Regions from separate parts of the Homo sapiens genome. Here region 1 is linked to region 2. Evidence: chromatin loops called from intact Hi-C (ENCODE). Cell type or tissue: chondrocyte. All regions are shown on one strand. Each heading gives the region's core, and the rest is flanking DNA. Links, peaks and the distances in the headings are about the cores only. Region 1 overlaps LINC02346 (long intergenic non-protein coding RNA 2346). Region 2 holds the start of GABRA5 (gamma-aminobutyric acid type A receptor subunit alpha5).

Region 1 (8,340 bases), core at 325-8,324, 830 kb before region 2:
GCATCTGTACCTACCGGCACAACTTGAGTATCAGTTTTCTATTGACACACAGCAAATGATAACAAACCTAGAGGCTAAAAGCAGCACACATTTTTACCTCTTTGTTGTGTGGGTTAGAAGTCTGGGATGGTGTGGCTGAGTTCTCTGCTTAGGACATCCCAAGATTAAATAAAAGTGCACTGGGCTTTGTGAATCACGAGCATTTGAGACAGATAGTTAATTTAGAAAGTTTACTTTGCTAAGGTTGAGGATGCACACTTGTGACACGGCCTCAGGCGGTCCTGATGACATGTGTCCAAGGTGGTCAGAACACAGTTTGGTTTTATACATTCTAGGGAGGCATGAGACATCAGTCAACAAATGTAAGATGAACACTGGTTCAGTCTGAAAAGCCGGGACAACTAGAAGTAGTGCGGGGCTTCCAGATAACAGGTAGATAAGAGACAAATGGTCACATTCTTTTGAGTTTCTGATTAGCCTTTCCAAAGGAGGCAATCATATATGCATTCATCTCAGTGAGCAGAAGGGTGACTTTGAGTGGAATGGGAGGCAAATTTGCTCTAAGCAGTTCCCAGCTTGACTTTTCCCTTTAGCTTAGTGATTTTGGTGGCCCAATATATCTTCCTTTCACGGCTTTTATCTGAAGGCTCTGGGGAGAATTCAATTACTGGCTCATTCAAGCTGTTGGCAGATTTCTGTTCCATGAGGCTGCAGGACTGAGGTCCCTGTTTCCTTGCCCGCTGTCAGCTGAGGCCACTCTCAGATTTAAAGGCCACTCTCATTCCTTCTTGTGTGTCCTTCCCCATCTTCAAACCAGCAATGGAGCATCAAGTCCTTCTCATGCCTCAAAATTCTCTTACTTCTACTGCCAGCTGAAGAAAACTCTGCTTTCAAAGGGCATATGTGATAAGATTAGACCCACCCAGGTAACCTAACTGGCCTTTTCAATATAACATGTAATGATCTCAGGAGTGACACCAGAAAGCAAAGGTCTAGGAGCCATCTTAAAATTCTGCCACTACAGACAGGAACCATAGATTGGGAGCACAGTTAGAGACAGGATCTCACTCTGTCACCCAGGCTGGTGTGCAGTGGCACTATCATAGCTCACTGCAGCCTCAAACTCCTGGGCTCAAGCCATCCTCCTGCCTCAGCTTCCCGAGTAGCTGGGACTATAGGTGTGTGCCACCATGCTCAGCTAGTTTTTTTAAAAAAAAGTTTTGTAGAGATGGAGTCTCGCTATGTTGCCAAGAATGGTCTTGAACTCCTGGCCTCAAATGATCCACTCACCTCAGCCTTTAAAAGAATTGGGCTTGCAGGTGTGAACCACTGCACCCAGCCTGAAGCACAGCTTTCTTATGGGACTACTCCAGATGTCCAAAGATTAGCTCGTCTGGTTAAAATTTTTGCTACCTCCTTCCCTTCAAAAATCCTGTTACATGTTGACAATCTGGGATTGAAAATAATGTTCTATAACACCGGCTGAATTTCTCTCTTTCATATTTTTCAGACTGACCCACCCCTGCCCATTTCTTTTATTTATTTATTTATTTTTTGAGACAGAGTCATCTTGGCTCACTGCAACCTCTGCCTCCTGGGCTCAATCGATTCTCCCACCTCAGCCTCTTGAGTAGCTGGGATTACAGGCGCCCACCACCACACCTGGCTAGTGTTTTGTATTTTTAGTAGAGATGAGGTTTCACCATATTGCCGAGGCTGTTCTTGAACTCCAGAGCTCAAGCAGTCCGCCCGCCTCAGCCTCCCAAAGTGCTGGGATTACAGGCGTGAGTCACCACGCCTGGCCTACGCCCCTGCCCCATTCCTAACTCCTCGAACTCTCTGTACAATTATATTTGCTATTCCCACTTGCTTCCCTTGTTCATCATTTCTCTCCTTTCTATACCCTTATCACTTTCCATCTGTTTTCAAAACAAGCAAAGGTGCTCCCAGGTGTCATCACCTAGGACTTCTAATTAAGTGCCCTTTGAGGAATTAATACGATGAGTTGTAGGAGTTAATATGATGATCTGTACAGAGCTCCGTGGTTGTCTATTTTCCTGGTCCCCATCTCTGCAGTAGATCATTACAGAAATAGGCTTCAAACCACTGGGCGAACTATGGCATTAGTCAGGGGCAAGGCTAAGTGGCTGCAAGAAAGAGAATAACATTTCATACCTTAAGTACAAAGAAGTCTGTTTTTTTCTCACGTAGAAACCAGGAAATATAAACAGTTGTCACTAAGTATCTTTGGAGGATTAGTCCGAGGACCTCCCTCAAATACCAAAATCCAGGGATGCTCAATTCCGTGGTACAAAATGAAGTAGCGTTTGCATATAACCAAGGTACGCCCCCTCCCCGTATACTTTAAATCATCTATAGATTATATATACCACCTAATGCAAAGTAAATGCCATGTAAATAGTTGTTATGCTGTATTGTTTAGGGAATAATGACAAGAAAAAGATCTTGTATATGTTTAGTACAGGTGCATTTTTGTTTAATATTTTCAATCCAAGGTTAGTTGAATTCACAGATATGGAACCTCCAGACACGGAGGGCTGACTAAAGAAGCTCTTGGTTCCATGTGGCCATTCGAGGAGCAAGGCTCCTTTTCTCTTGTTTTCATGCCATCTGGAACTTTCTCTGTATGTGTCTGGTGAAGTGGGACTCCCGATGTGCCTGTGCCCCCGCTCTTGGGAGGGGCACAGCATGGAGAAGACTATGATGCTATCTGGCTTTTGCTTTGCATTGCTTTGTCTTTCTGTAAATGCAAATGAGAATATTGCTTTCTAATTAGAAAATGCAGATTGCTCTTAGTTCCATTTAATGTGCTTTGAATTCTGGCCCAATATTGTATAGTTGACCCTTGAACAATGCATGGGTTAAAGGTGCCGAACCCATAATAGTCAGAAATCCACAGGAAACTTTTGACACTCCAAAAAACTAACCACTGATAGCCTAATGTTGACAGAAAGCCTTATCAATCACATAAACAGTTGATTACCACATCTTTTATATGTTATATGTATTATGTACTAAATTCTTACAATAAAGTAAGAGAAAATGTTATTAAGAAAATCATAAGAGAAAATGTATTTCCTATTCATTACATGGAAGTGGATCTTCATAGAAGTTTTCATCCTCATGATCTTCACATTGAGTAGGCTGAGGAGGAAGAAGATGAGGGCTTGGCCTTGCTGCCTCAAGGGTGGCAGAGGCGAAAGGTGGAGGAGGTAGAAAGGGAGGCAGGAAGGACTTATTAAGTATGAATGGACTCTCTCAGTCCAAAACCATGTTGCTCAAAGGTCAACTGTAGATGAGAAAAATTGCTCCCAGGCTGATTTCCAATGTCTAGTAAGCGCGTGTCTACCATTGTGCTTCCAGAGGGAGATGAAATAAGAGCATATTCTTTGGGTTATCTGGAAAAACCTAATGCTCAGAATGCACCACCACCAAGCTCTATTTGCTTCCCTCTACCACCATCTGGAGCAGCCTGACTACTTACGGGAATTGCACCTCTCAAATATAATTTCCTGCATGGACTTCTGCCTTCAGTCCAGAGGTGGAAAATTGCAGGAAACATTGCCTTCACGCTGTCGCAGAGGAAAAACTCTGATAAGTTGTAGTATCATGGTGGTGGTGGTTGTTTTAAGCACACCAGAGAGCTGAGGACATAAAGAAATCTAAGCTAATTAATTTCTAGAAAGGTATACGATTTTTCCAGGTGAAAACAGACCCAGGAATGCTTTTATCCCTGGGGACAAAGTGAAATGAAGAGCAAACTTGCAACAGGATGACGGTTAGGACAGAAAAGCCAACATTTTAGCAAATGTTTAACATCCATGCATGATTTGTCATGATGGATTAGAAACCCAAGCAGTATTTACATAACAGTAGACATATATATCCATGGAACAAGACAGAGAGCCCATAAATAGATCCACACATAAATGGCCAATTGATTTGCAACAAAGCTATGAAAGCAATTCAATGAGGAAAAGAGCTTCTTTTCTATAAATGATGCTAGAACATTTGGATGTGTGTGTATGTGTGTATATATATATATATATATATACACACACACATATACATATATATGTGATATAAGATGCATTATGTTTATAAATAAAGATAAAACTATAAAGTCTTAAGGAAAATATAAAATATCTGCATATGCTTGGGAAAGATTTCTAAGACATGACACAAAATGCATTAACCATTTAAATAGATGATAAATTGAACATGATCACAATTAAAAATTTCTGCTTATGCAAAGCCACCACTTAAAAAAATGGAAGGACAAGTCATGTTTTGGGAGAAAATAGTCACTTCCTAAAAATCATGTTAGTGCCTAGTCTCAGGGCAAAAATGCTTTAAATTGCATGTTTCATTCTATTGCCTTCCAAATGCTAGTTCCATGATAAATCCTCATACTCATTTGTGGCAGCCTGAGTTGGAGAGCAGATGACCCTATTAGAACAACTGACAGCCTTTCCAATCCATACAATGTCTCAGTTTTTCTTCCATGTTGTTAAAAATAATCTCATAAACCAGAAAATCCAGCAGGGGGGTGTAGAATTCCAGTTTCTAGGACATTACACATTTATTTGGAAAATGAGTTTTTTCTTTATTGCTACAATTCAGGAATCCTGCTCAATATTGACCACAGAATAGACAGAACTTCTTAAATGCGTCTGTGACTGAGCAGTGATTAAGCAGCTTCTTTCTCTGAGCTGGTCAGTTTCTTTTCTGAGTTACTGTTAACAAGGGTGTTCTTGTGGCTGCTTTGTAAGCAAACATTGGTCAGACTGAAATTGATTTGAAACATTCACACCACTTGAATGAGTAACCAATATTATTACTAATGTTGATAAAAATAATTGAATGCAACTCTATTTTTATAAGCAGAAATTCTTTTCAAGGGGGAAAGTCTATTTTCTCTAAATTATTCAGAAATACCAAGGTGTTATGGACACATATTATATACTTAATAAGAAATACTAAGTATGTGTCTGTACCCTTATAAAATTAAATAAACATATGTAAAATGCTTCCAAAAAATATTTACAAAAGAGAGCATCAAATATCCTTCAGAAATACACACAATTTTCATAATAAAAGCAAGTTAGAACATTATGAGGCAATGTGGCCATATTGTTCAGAAACCAGACTGCCTATTTTTATTTTAAATTTATTTATTTATTTATTTTGAGTCAAAGTCTTGCTCTGTCACCCACTCTGGAGTGCAGTGGCGTGATCTTGGCTCACTGCAACCTCCATCTCCTGGGTTCAAGTGATTCTCCTGCCTCAGCCTCCCACATAGCTGGGACTACAGGTGTGCGCCACTTCGCCTGGTTAATTGTTTTTGTAGAGATGTGGTCTTGCTGTGTTGCCCACTCCAAGCCTTATGCTATCCTCCTGCTTTGGCCTCCCAAAGTGCTGGGATTGCAGACATAAGCCGCCATCCCTGGCCCAAACTGCCCATTTCAGAGAAATCCCTTCCTTCTTTGCCATCAGATCTGTTATATTTCTTTTTAGTCATTTATACTTCTGGATCAACAGAACTTAACTTTATGGACTTTCAACAAGAGCTGGAAAAATAATACAGGAAGCTGAACCAAGAGACAAAGTTACACGCACCTCAAGCACATGCCTGGAACCATAAGGTGCATCTTAGTCGCCCTGTGTTTGTGGTTCACACCTCTTTCCCTCTCTCTTCAAAACACACGTGTGCAAGAAGAGCAATGATGAGCTCATGGAAGAGGCAGTTGCTGCCCTATCTTTGGAATCAAAAGGCCTCCCTCAGGCTTTGCTGGGCCACTTTCCCGCCCCTGTAACCAACTGCAATCAGGCTTCCTGCACTCACTTCCCACCTCTGCCATCTGCCTGCCAGGGAGAGGGGATGTGCCTGGCCTCACATGGGAAGAAGGAAGAGGCATCTGCAGCGGAGAGGCATTTGCAAACAGACCCAGAGAGCAGGATTTGCGGACAGGAGGCCTGTGGTGAGGAAGAATCCTCCTGCCAGGCCCACAAGGCTGAGGCAGTCGGCCGCTTAAAACCCAGCTCCCCTAGACTTGAGTCAGGGTTAGGAGGGATCCTGATTCCTTGGACATCTTTAGGAGAAACATGGTATTTTTATGCTGCATTGAAACAAATAAATCTCTGTATGCCTTACAATTAATGAAGCAGATTTAAAGCATTTTCAATAGCTAGTATCACATTTTCAACTACTTTTCCCTTCGGTCCCTGGGCTGCGGCTGGGATGTGCCCTGACCTCTGTCATTCTGCCCCTTGTTTATTCCACTGTCTCCTGTAAAACTCCTAAAGGGTCTTATATGAAGGTGGGGTTTTTTTTGTTTTTTTTTTAAAACGAATTTTCGCTCTGTAGTCCAGGCTGGAGTGCGGTGGCTCAATCTCAGCTCACTGCAACCTCCGCCTCCCAGGTTTCAGCCTCCAGAGTAGCTGGGAATACAGGTGTGTTGCTTCCACACCCAGCTAATTTTTGTATTTTTAGTAGATACAGGGTTTCCCCATGTTGCCTGGGCTGATCTCGAACTCCTGGTCTCAAGTGATCCGCCTGCCTCAGCTTCCCAAAGTGCTGGGATTACAGGTGTGAGCCACTGTGCCTGGCCAGAAAGTTATTAAAACTTCTCCACATCTTGCTTTCCTCGCCTGTGAGCAACACCTTTTCATCTCACAGGGTGTGTGAGCTTCATGAGAGCGTCTTAATGGGAAGCCAGTACAGGGATGGCAGCAGGTTAATTGTGGTAATGATGAGGTCAGTTTCCCTCCTTCTGCAGGAGTCTCCTTGCAGGGGGAACATGCCTGTTCAAAGAAAGCCTTTATTTTGCTTTTTAAAAAAAAAATTATAAATTTTTTTTAATTTTTAATTTTTGTGGGCACATAGTAGGTGAATATTTATGGGGTACATGAAATATTCTGATACAGGCATGCAATGCATAATAATCACATCATGAGAAATGGTGTGTCTATCTCCTCAAGCATTTATCTCTTGTGTTGCAAACAATCCAATTATATACTCTTATAGTTATTTCAAAATGAACAATTAAATTATTAATGACTGCAGTCACCCTGTTGTGCTGTCAAATACTAGACATTATTTATACTTTCTATTTTTTGTACCCATTAACCATCCCTACCTCCCCACCAACCCTCACTCCCCTTCCCAGACTCTGGTAAACATCCTTCTATTCTCTATGCCCATGAATTCAATTGTTTTGATGTTTAGATCCCACAAATAAGTGAGAACATGTGATGTTTGTCTTTCTGTGTCTGGCTTATTTCACTTAACATAATGACCCCCATTTCCATCCATGTTTTTGCAAATGACAGGATCTCATTTTTTATGGCTGAATAGTACTCCATTGTGTATATGTACTATATTTTTTGTTAATTCATTCATCTGTTGATGAACACTTAGGTTGCTTCCAAGTCTTGGCTACTGTGAATAGTGCTGCAATAAGCATGAGAGTGCAGATATCTCTTTGATATAAGGATTTTCTTTCTTTTGGGTATATATCTAGCAGTGAGATTGCTAGGTTGTAAGGTAGCTCTATTTTTAGTTTTTTGAGGAACCTCTAAACTGTTCTCCGTAGTGGTTGTACTAATTTACATTCCCACCAACAGTATACAAGGGTTCCCTTTTCTCTACATCCTTGCCAACATTTGTTACTGCCTCACTTTTGGATAAAAGCCATTTTATCTGGGGTGAGATGATATCTTATTGTAGTTTTGCTCTGCATTTCTCTGCTGATCAATGATGTTGAGCACGTTTTCATATGCCTGTTTGCTATTTGTATGTCTTGTTTTGAGAAGTGTCTATTAAGGTCTTTTGACCATTTCAAAATGACATCATTAGATTTTTTTCCTGTAGAGTTGTTTGAGCTCCTTATATATTCTGGTTATTAATCCCTTATCATGTGGGCAGTTTGCAAATATTTTCTCCTATCCTGTGAGTTGTCTCTTCACTTCGTCAATTATTTCCCTTGCAGTGCAGAAGCTTTTTAACTTGATGTGATTCCATTAGTCCATTTTTGCTTTGGTTGCCTGTGTTTGTGGGGTATTTCTCAAGAAATTTTTGCCCAAACCAATGCCCTGGAGAGTTTCCCCAATGTTTTCTTGTAGTAGTTTCATAGTTTGAGGTCTTAGATTTAAGTCTTTAATCCATTTTGATTTGATTTTTGCATATGACAAGTCTAGTTTCATTCTCCTGCATGTGGATATGCAGTTTTCTTAGTACCACTTACTGAAGAGACTGTCTTCTCCCTAGTGTACGTTCTTGGCAACTTTGTTCAAAATGAGTTCACTGTTGGTGTACAG
Region 2 (8,340 bases), core at 311-8,310:
AAAAAAAAAAAGTATAAAAATTTTCCAAATTTGATGAAAACTATAGGCTAACATATCCAAGGCTCAAAGAATTCCAAAACAGAATAGAAAAAAGAAAGAATAAAGGAAAGAAAAATACACCAAGTCACAAATTCTAATTGAAATACTAAAAAAAAAAATGATGAACATCTTGAAATCAGACACAAGAAAAAGACATATTGCGTATAGAGAAATAAAGAGGAGAATGACAGCAGGCTTCATGTTAGAAAAAATGCAAGCCCGAAGACAGTGGAACAGGGCTTTAGCGTACAGTCATGGGTCACTTAATAATAGAAATACGTTCTGAGAAATATATCATTAGTTGATTGGTGTCATTGTGTGACTATCACAGAGTGTATTTACACAAACCTAGATAGTATAGCCTACTACACACCTGGGCTGTATGGCATAGCCTATTGGCATTAAAGATAAAAAATGAAACACCTGTTTAAGGCACTTGCCGTGAGTGGAGCTTGCAGGACTGGAAATTGCTCTGGGTGATTCAGTGAGTGAGTGGTGAGTGAATGTGAAGACCCAGGACATTACTGTAGACTTTTTAAACACTGACTATACACTTAGGCTACACTAAATTTAAAAAAAACTAAGTAGTTGTGCTATGACATTACAATGGCTATGATGTCACTAGCTAATAGGAATTTTTCAGCTCCATTATAATGTTATAGGATCACCATTGTATATTCATTCTATCGTTGACTGAAATGTCATTTTACATTGTATGACTGTATTTGTTTCTTGACCAATGGGCTCACATCCTGATAAATCCATTGCAAGCTGAAACTATCATAAGTCGAAAATGCATTTAATATACCTAACCTACGAAACATCATAGCTTAGCCTAGCCCACCATAAACGTGTTCAGAACATTTACGTTAGCTTATAATTGGGCAAAATAATCTAAAGCAACACCTATTTTATAATAAAGTGTTGAATATCTCATGCAATTTATTGACTACTTACTGAAAGTCAAAGACAGAATGGTTGATGGGTACTTAAGGTATAGTTTCTCCCGAAACATCACTTTTTGCTCCATCGTAAAGTAAAAAATCATAAGTTGAGCCATTGTAAGTTGGTGAACATCTGTACATATAAAAATATCTGTATATACAGATACATACAGATACATTCAAAAATTTTCAGAATTTTGGAATTCTATACTGAGAAAAAGTATCTTTAAAAAGTGAAAAATGAAAGAAAAACGTTTTCAGAGAAATAAGTTTGTAGAACTCATCATAGAACACCTGTGCTGCAGGAAGTAACGAAGGGTTTTCTATGAGCAGAATTAAAGTCATATCCAATAAAATTTTTTTCTCATTTGAAAACCTATTTTAAAAATAATTGATTGTTCTACAAGGAACTCAATCAAAACAGCAAGAAAAACAAATTATCCCATTCATATGAGGGCAAATGACATCAAGAGACATGTTTTAAAAGAAGATGTACAAATGGACAATGAACATATGAAAAAATGCTTGACATGATTAATCATCAAGGAAATGAAAATTAAAGGCGCAATAAGATACCACTTTACTCCTGCAGGAATAGCCCTTATTAAAAAGTCAGCAAACAACAGATGTTGGCAAGAATGTGATGAAAAGGGAGTCCTTATACACTGTTGGTAGGAATGTGAATTAGTACAAGCTCTACAGAAAACAGGACAAAGGTTTCTCCAAGAACTAAAAGTAGATCTACCATTCGATCCAGCAACTCCATACTGTGTATCTATCTAAAGGAAAAGAAGTCACTAAATCAAAAAGACCTGTATATATATGTTTATCACAGCACAATTCACAATTGCAAACATATGGAATCAACTTAAGTGCCCATCAACTGAGTGGATAAAGAAAATTTGGTGCATATATATACCATGGAATACTGCTTATCCATAAAAAAGGATAAAATAACATCACTTGCAGCAGCTTGGATGGAACTGGGGGGCCATTATCCTAAGTAAGTAACTCAGAAACAGATAACCAAATACTGCATGTTCTCACTGATAAGTGGGAGCGAAGCTGTGGGTATGCAGGGACATCCAGAGTAATGAATGCTGGAGACTTAGAAGGGAGAAGGATGGGAGGGAGGTGAAAGATTACCTACTGGATGAAAAGTTACCTACTGGGCACAATGTACACTATTTGGGTGATAGATGCACTAGAAGCCTCGACTTCACCACTGTCCAATTCATCTATGTAACCAAAAACAACTTGTGTCCTTAAATCTACTGAATGTTTTTTTAAAAAGAAAGGACATGTCAACAAGAGTTGGCACCTTCATATTCTACATTCACAAACTAAAAACCAAAAAAAAAAGAAATTGATTGTTAAAGTAAAATATAAGTCACTGAATGCAGAAGTCATATGTGTGATAACAGGAGTGAATAGGACAGGAAGAAAAAAAGAAGTATATTATTGTAAGTTGCATGCACTACACTGTACATGAAATGGTATTATGTTAATTAAAGTTAGACTGTAGGCCGGGCATGGTGGCTCGCGCCTGTAATCCCAACACTTTGGGAGGCCGAGGTGGGAGGATCCCTTGAACCCAGGAGTTCAAGACAAGCCTGGGCAACATAGTGAGACTTGGTCTCTACTAAAAATTCAAAAATTAGCTGGGTGTGATGGTGCATGCCCATAGTTCCAACTAGTTGAGAGGTTAAGATGGGAGGATCACTTGAGAACAGGAGTTCGAGGTTGCAGTGAGCTGAGATTTTACCACTACATTCCAATCTGGGCAAGAGAGCAAGACTCTGTCGCAAAAAAAAAAAAAAAAAAAAAGAAAAGAAAAGAGAAAAAAGATAGGTTATGATGAGTTAAAGATGCCTGCTGTAAACCCTAGAGCCATCACAAAATAAAATGAAATATGGCAAAATAGAGATATGATAAATAAAACACTAAAGAAGATAAAATAGATACAATGAAATTAGAAAAAAATTTAGTATCATTTTAAAAGCCCCATATGCCTCTATTTTCCTAGTTACATAAAGGAGGCAAAGTGTGAAAAAGAATAGACCATGTTCTTCTAAGGACCCATGTCAGGTGTCAGTAGAATGGAGGTGATGCAGGAGGGTGGGAACGGATGCCCCATGTTTTTAAAGCTGTGGGGTGTCTTCTCTTTTTATTTTTTTAAATCCAGAAATGTAGATCTGTTCATTCATCCATTCATTGATGTAAAATCTGGTTTCTGAGGTGTTCAGCTTGATGACTGATACATGTATACTTCACCACCACAATCACATGCACTCACATTTCCATCACCTCGCAGAGCTGCCCTCTTTTGTGTGTGTGATGAGAACCCATAAGATCTACCCTCTTAGCAAGTGTGAAGTATATATCGCAGTGTTGTTAGCTGTAGTCACAATGTTGTATAGTAGATCCCCAGAACTTATTCATCTTGCATAACTGAAATTTTGTACCCTTTGACCCACATCTCCCCGTCTCTCCTTCTCCCAGCCCGTGGCAACCACTATATACCCAGTAACCCCCTTTCTGGGGATATAGTCAAAGGAAATAAAATCAGTATCTGAAAGAGAGATCTGAACTGTCATGTTCATTTTGGCATTTTTTACAATAGCCAAATAATGGAACAACCTAAGCATCTGCCAATGGATAAATGAATAAAGAAACTGTGAGATACGTACACACACACACGCACACACACACACACACACACGTATATGTATAACATACATATACGACAGTATATTATTTAGCCCTAACAAAGAAGGAAATCCTGCCATTTTTGACCACATGGATGAACCTGGAGAACATGCTTGGTGAAATAAGCCAAGCACAGAAAGACAAATAGCACATGATCTCACTTATACCATGGCACTGTGTTCATGTCTCAGCCACATTTACCACACCCAACCACGCAAACACAGCCACTGTCTCAGTTCCTGCCCCTGACCGGGGTACAGGGTGGGTGCTCTGTGAACACGTGTTCTACTCATGGCCCAGCTTCCCCACCTTCAGCTATTTTAGGCTCTGACACTGGAAATGAAATTCTTATGAAGCCCGGGCCAAGGCTGAGGTTGTGTGGAACTAGGGTGCCCTCTACTGTCTTCCACAACGATCACGACATTGCTTAATTTCATTCAATGAAGAGAAAATGCTAATGAAACAAATGGGAATTCAACGGATAGCCTATTATTTCTCAGCACAAATACAGAATTCTATAGTAAAACAAAAATCATTGAAATGGTAGTAAGCACTCTTCTAGCAATGTGAGTTTCTGTAAGGTTCTGATGGGCCTTACGATTTCACTGTCCCCTCAGGGCAGTCCATCTAAAGTGAGGCTATGTTATGTTACATAAACACTAGGAGGAGAGAGAGTGGCATACCGTTTCATTACAGGGAAGAGAAAAGAATTTAAGCAACATGCTGAAATACAATGTTAAAGAATGACTCTAACTTAAAATGATTTTTATATATTCAATAATATGTGTTGTGTGGACATAAAGCTGATAGAAAGTGTACCAAAAAAAGTGGAAGTTTTAAACATAATCCATCAAAAGAACATATTTCCTTACAGCTGACATTTCTTTTATTATTAAGAATTAATGTCTATAACCCTCGCTAATACAAAAATCATCCCTTGTTTATATACATTTATTTTTGCAAACTCACACCGAATGACTTTGTGTGACAAGCTGTGAAGTTTAAAATTTACCAATTCTTCCAACTCTTTGATTTGCATTATGCTGTTTAATCCTGAGAGAAGAGCAGCTGTCGCTGGTATTAGGTGTTAGAATTCCAACACCTAATAGGTGAAAATTATATTAGGCTGATCATAAAACCATGTTGTTAACTTTTTAAAATTTAATGTCTCCCAAGGAATTTCACCCTAGTGGTACATCTTTTGGGAAATTAGAAAATGAAGAAATGCATACGTTCAGTGATCCATTTTAGAATTAGAAAATTCAAATTAGCATCTTATTTCATTCATATTTCCTGAAGAACCACTGGAAACAGTTATTTAATAGTGTGGCTAAATGTATATTCAGAGAAACACTTCCTGTATATTTGCACATTTATGTATATTTATGTCCTATTCCTGGAATAGATTTACAAGTTTTGTTTTTCAGAAAATTTCAGAATTTCTGGAATGTGCAGAAGTATTAACAGGTAACTTAGATTTGGAATACACTGTATTAGAGATAACTGGAAAAATGAGAGGCTTCCTACACTGGAAGGTCAAAGATCTTTCCTGGAGGGGAGTTAGGAATTTGCCTTTACTTACCATTATTCTGTTAAAAGAGATTATGAATAATGCAGTTTCACAAAAGGAATGGGACAATGGTGTAAGTAAACCTCCCCATCACGTTTTCAGTGGCTTTCCTTTGAGTCTTGAACGTTTTCCACTGGGTGTTATAGTCGAGAGTCCCCCACCTCCTGAGGAAGCAAGACCTGGCAAACCCAAGACGATGCGCTCTTACTTGTGTTGTTTGAAGGGGCCCTGCTGCCGCGCAGTTGTCATTAATGCCACCCTCACCTCCCAGGAACTGCACCACTAGGACGGACGACACACCGACGTAATGACCATAGTAAGACCCCATGTACGTGGCTAATGAGGCAGTGACCCGACGTGGCTCGGAAGCCCTGCTGGGGAGATCCCGCCCCGTCACCCCAGAGGCGCTCTCCGACCTGCAGCCCCCAGGGCTCCTGGCCCTTTCCCGTTTGCCACTGCGGCTTGTTGTCAAGAAATGGAACTTCAGAAAACCCCCAGATATACACTGCGTTAGGTAAGGATTTCATTCTAATCGAGTCCAATGTGACCCTGGCTTTCCCTCCCGTAGTTATGCATTCCTGTCTATGAGTGAGATGAAAAGAATGTCCACAGGCCAGCTTCTTTCAGAAGCGCCTAAGAGATGCGCATGTAAGGGGTGCCATGGAGCACCCGGGAAGGACCCAGGCCTGGGCAGGGAGGCGTTGGGGCCGGCTCTAGGGAGCAAAGCTGTCGGAGTCCAGGCCTCTATCACCCGACTGCTGACACTGCCCTCCCATCCCTGCTCTACAAGCGGGCGGTGGTGACTACACGAGGCGCCGAAGATGCTGTTGAGGGCCCTGGAGAAACTTCAGCAGAACAGGGCCTCTCCCCTTGCAGGCCGAGCCGGGGGCCCTGCGCCCTCCCCCTCCGCCCAGCTCGGCCAAGGGCGCATTTGCTGAGCGTCTGGCGGCCTCTACCGGAGCACCTCTGCAGAGGGCCGATCCTCCAGCCCAGAGACGACATGTGGCGCTCGGGCGAGGTGAGAGCGGGCGCGAGTGCGCCGGGGGCGCTGGGGGGCTCTGCGGCGGGCGGCGCGCGGCCCGGGGCGCGGCGCGGAGCGGAGCTGCAGGGCGGCGGCGGGAGCGCGGGGCGCAAGAGCCGCTCCGCCGGGAGTGCCGGGGAAGTTCGCGCTGGCAGCATGGGGCGGTGACGCCGCACCGGCCTTCCGCGCCTGCCAGCCGGGCGAGAGCAGGCGGAGGAGAAGGAGGATGCATCCTCACCGACGGCTCGCCTCCCGGGGCCGGCGCGCAGGGTGAGCCCTGGGCGCGCTGGGCCGGGGCAGTGGGGTAAGAGGACGCGAGCGGGGAAGAGGACCGGCCGCCCCGGCTCGGTCCGCACCCTTCTCCTCGGGGCGCCTGAGCGGCAGGCTGCGTGGCCGGGGAGGAGAGGTGCAGAGCAGGCGGGGCGCGCAGCCAGGCCAGAGCGCAAACTTTACCCTGGCGACTGCGGGGCTGAAGCCGGGCGCGGGAGAGAGCGGGGTCCGGGCGGCTCATCCCTGCCGGACGGGGCACCAGGGCGCGGTGACCGGTTGGGGGTGGGGGACACCCGTTGCCACCATCACGGGAGCCGGAGGGGTGAGATCGCCCACCTGGAAAGCCAGCGTCAGCCCCGGGGCTCTGAGGCGCGCGGCGTCCCGGCGCTGCTCGCGGGGTGGACTCGGACCCCGCGGGGGTGTCGCGCGCGTGTCGCGCGGGCTGCTCGAGGCCAGGGGACTTGGAGTCGCTGCTGCACCGCGCGCTCCCAGCCCAGGAGGAAGGCGCTGCCTGGCGGAGCGCTTGGCTCGTACCCGGGGCAGGAGCAGGGGAAGTCTGCGAAAGCCGGGAGCGAGCCGGGGAGGGCCGGGGAGCTGGAGACCCTCGGCGTGCCGCTGCGGACCGCGCGGGTGGCGACCGCGGGTGCCAGGGCGACCCAGGCTGCGGCTCCGCAGTGCAGCCCCCGCGCCCACCTGCCCTGGCGCGCCGGCCCTGGTGAGCCTCTGTGGGGGTCCGGAGGGTCGTGGGAGCGCAGCCTCTCCTGGGGGTCCCTGGCTCGGGGCTGAGGGGCGGCGGGAGGCGCCGCCCGGGTTTCCCGCATGCAGCGCCGCGTGCTCGCCGCCTGGCTCTGGCCCGGGCCCCGCGACGAGCCCCCCGGACGCGCCCAGGCGACCACCGCATGGCACCCTGCCCTTCTTGGCAGGAGTCGCAGAAGGCCTTCGCTTCCGAGGTGGAAGTACCTGTTGTGTCTCCCAATTCCGGAGTTTGCGGGGGATGGGGGTTGGGGGGGCTTCTTGGGAAAATGCTTCTTTTCGAAGCATACTGTTCGGATGCCTGTGAGCACCTATTTGCGTTATGCGCATACTGAGAAATGCGTGTTTTCAGGAAGGTTAGTCGTTGAGCCCAGGGACAATGTCTGCCTGGATCTCAAATACATTAATTAGGGTCCAGCATTGAGTGGAGAGACTTCCACAGATGCAGTGCTTAAGTTATGTAGTCACGGGGACCGAATGCCGGGAAAGTAGCCACACTCTTTTATAGGCAGTTGTCACAGTATTGTGATCCTGCAGAAAACCTGTTTCTTAAATGTGCTTTTCCCCACTTCTTTCCACGTACTTTCTCAGTGCCTTGCAGAGAGAGGAGTAGCTTGCTGGCTTTGAACGCGTGGCGTGGCAGATATTTCAGAAAGGTAAAATTACTACACTTGTGGATTTGACGGATACAAAATACAGTCGCTCAGATAACTACAGCGTTTATTTTAATAATTGGACTAATGGTTTATTTGATAACATGCTAAAAAACAAAACAGAGTATTTGAGTGGAAAACAACGAATTAGGGTGATTCTGCACCCTGAGTAGAAGTAAAAATAAGCCTCTTGTTACTTATTTTTATGCTCCAACTTACTGCCCAGTGAGGGTGATGGAAAATACCTGGTGTGCAGCTGTCCTGGGGAAGGACAGCGGGCTCCTTTCTTTGCAAATTGTTGTGATAGCAGTGTGATTTGATTCCAGGAACTGTGACACAACAGCATTGATGTTCACGTGCTTCCCCGCTTTGTGTGCTTTT

Evidence for each region. Peaks named below come from ENCODE experiments on the same cell type or tissue, not always from the same donor. Only the 100,000 strongest peaks of a DNase experiment are listed, where the experiment ranks them.
Region 1: a loop joins it to region 2, with 3 times the contacts of the local background. A loop is called at or near these places in 5 of 110 quality-filtered maps.

The regions. Positions count from the first base shown.
Region 1 is chr15:26,033,001-26,041,340 of GRCh38, forward strand. All of the region lies in intron 2 of LINC02346 (long intergenic non-protein coding RNA 2346), which reads left to right. Among named protein-coding and RNA genes, the nearest start is that of TRE-TTC2-2, 45 kb to the right of the region's middle. In chondrocyte, for the core only: CTCF peaks have their summits at 4,569 and 4,770; no DNase peak of the experiment used is centred there.
Region 2 is chr15:26,860,832-26,869,171 of GRCh38, forward strand. It overlaps GABRA5 (gamma-aminobutyric acid type A receptor subunit alpha5), which reads left to right and starts at 6,231. Exons shown (of 11, transcript NM_000810.4): 1 at 6,231-6,280; 2 at 7,898-7,962. In chondrocyte, for the core only: CTCF peaks have their summits at 4,091 (motif pointing left), 4,295 and 6,192; a DNase peak (open chromatin) is centred at 6,196.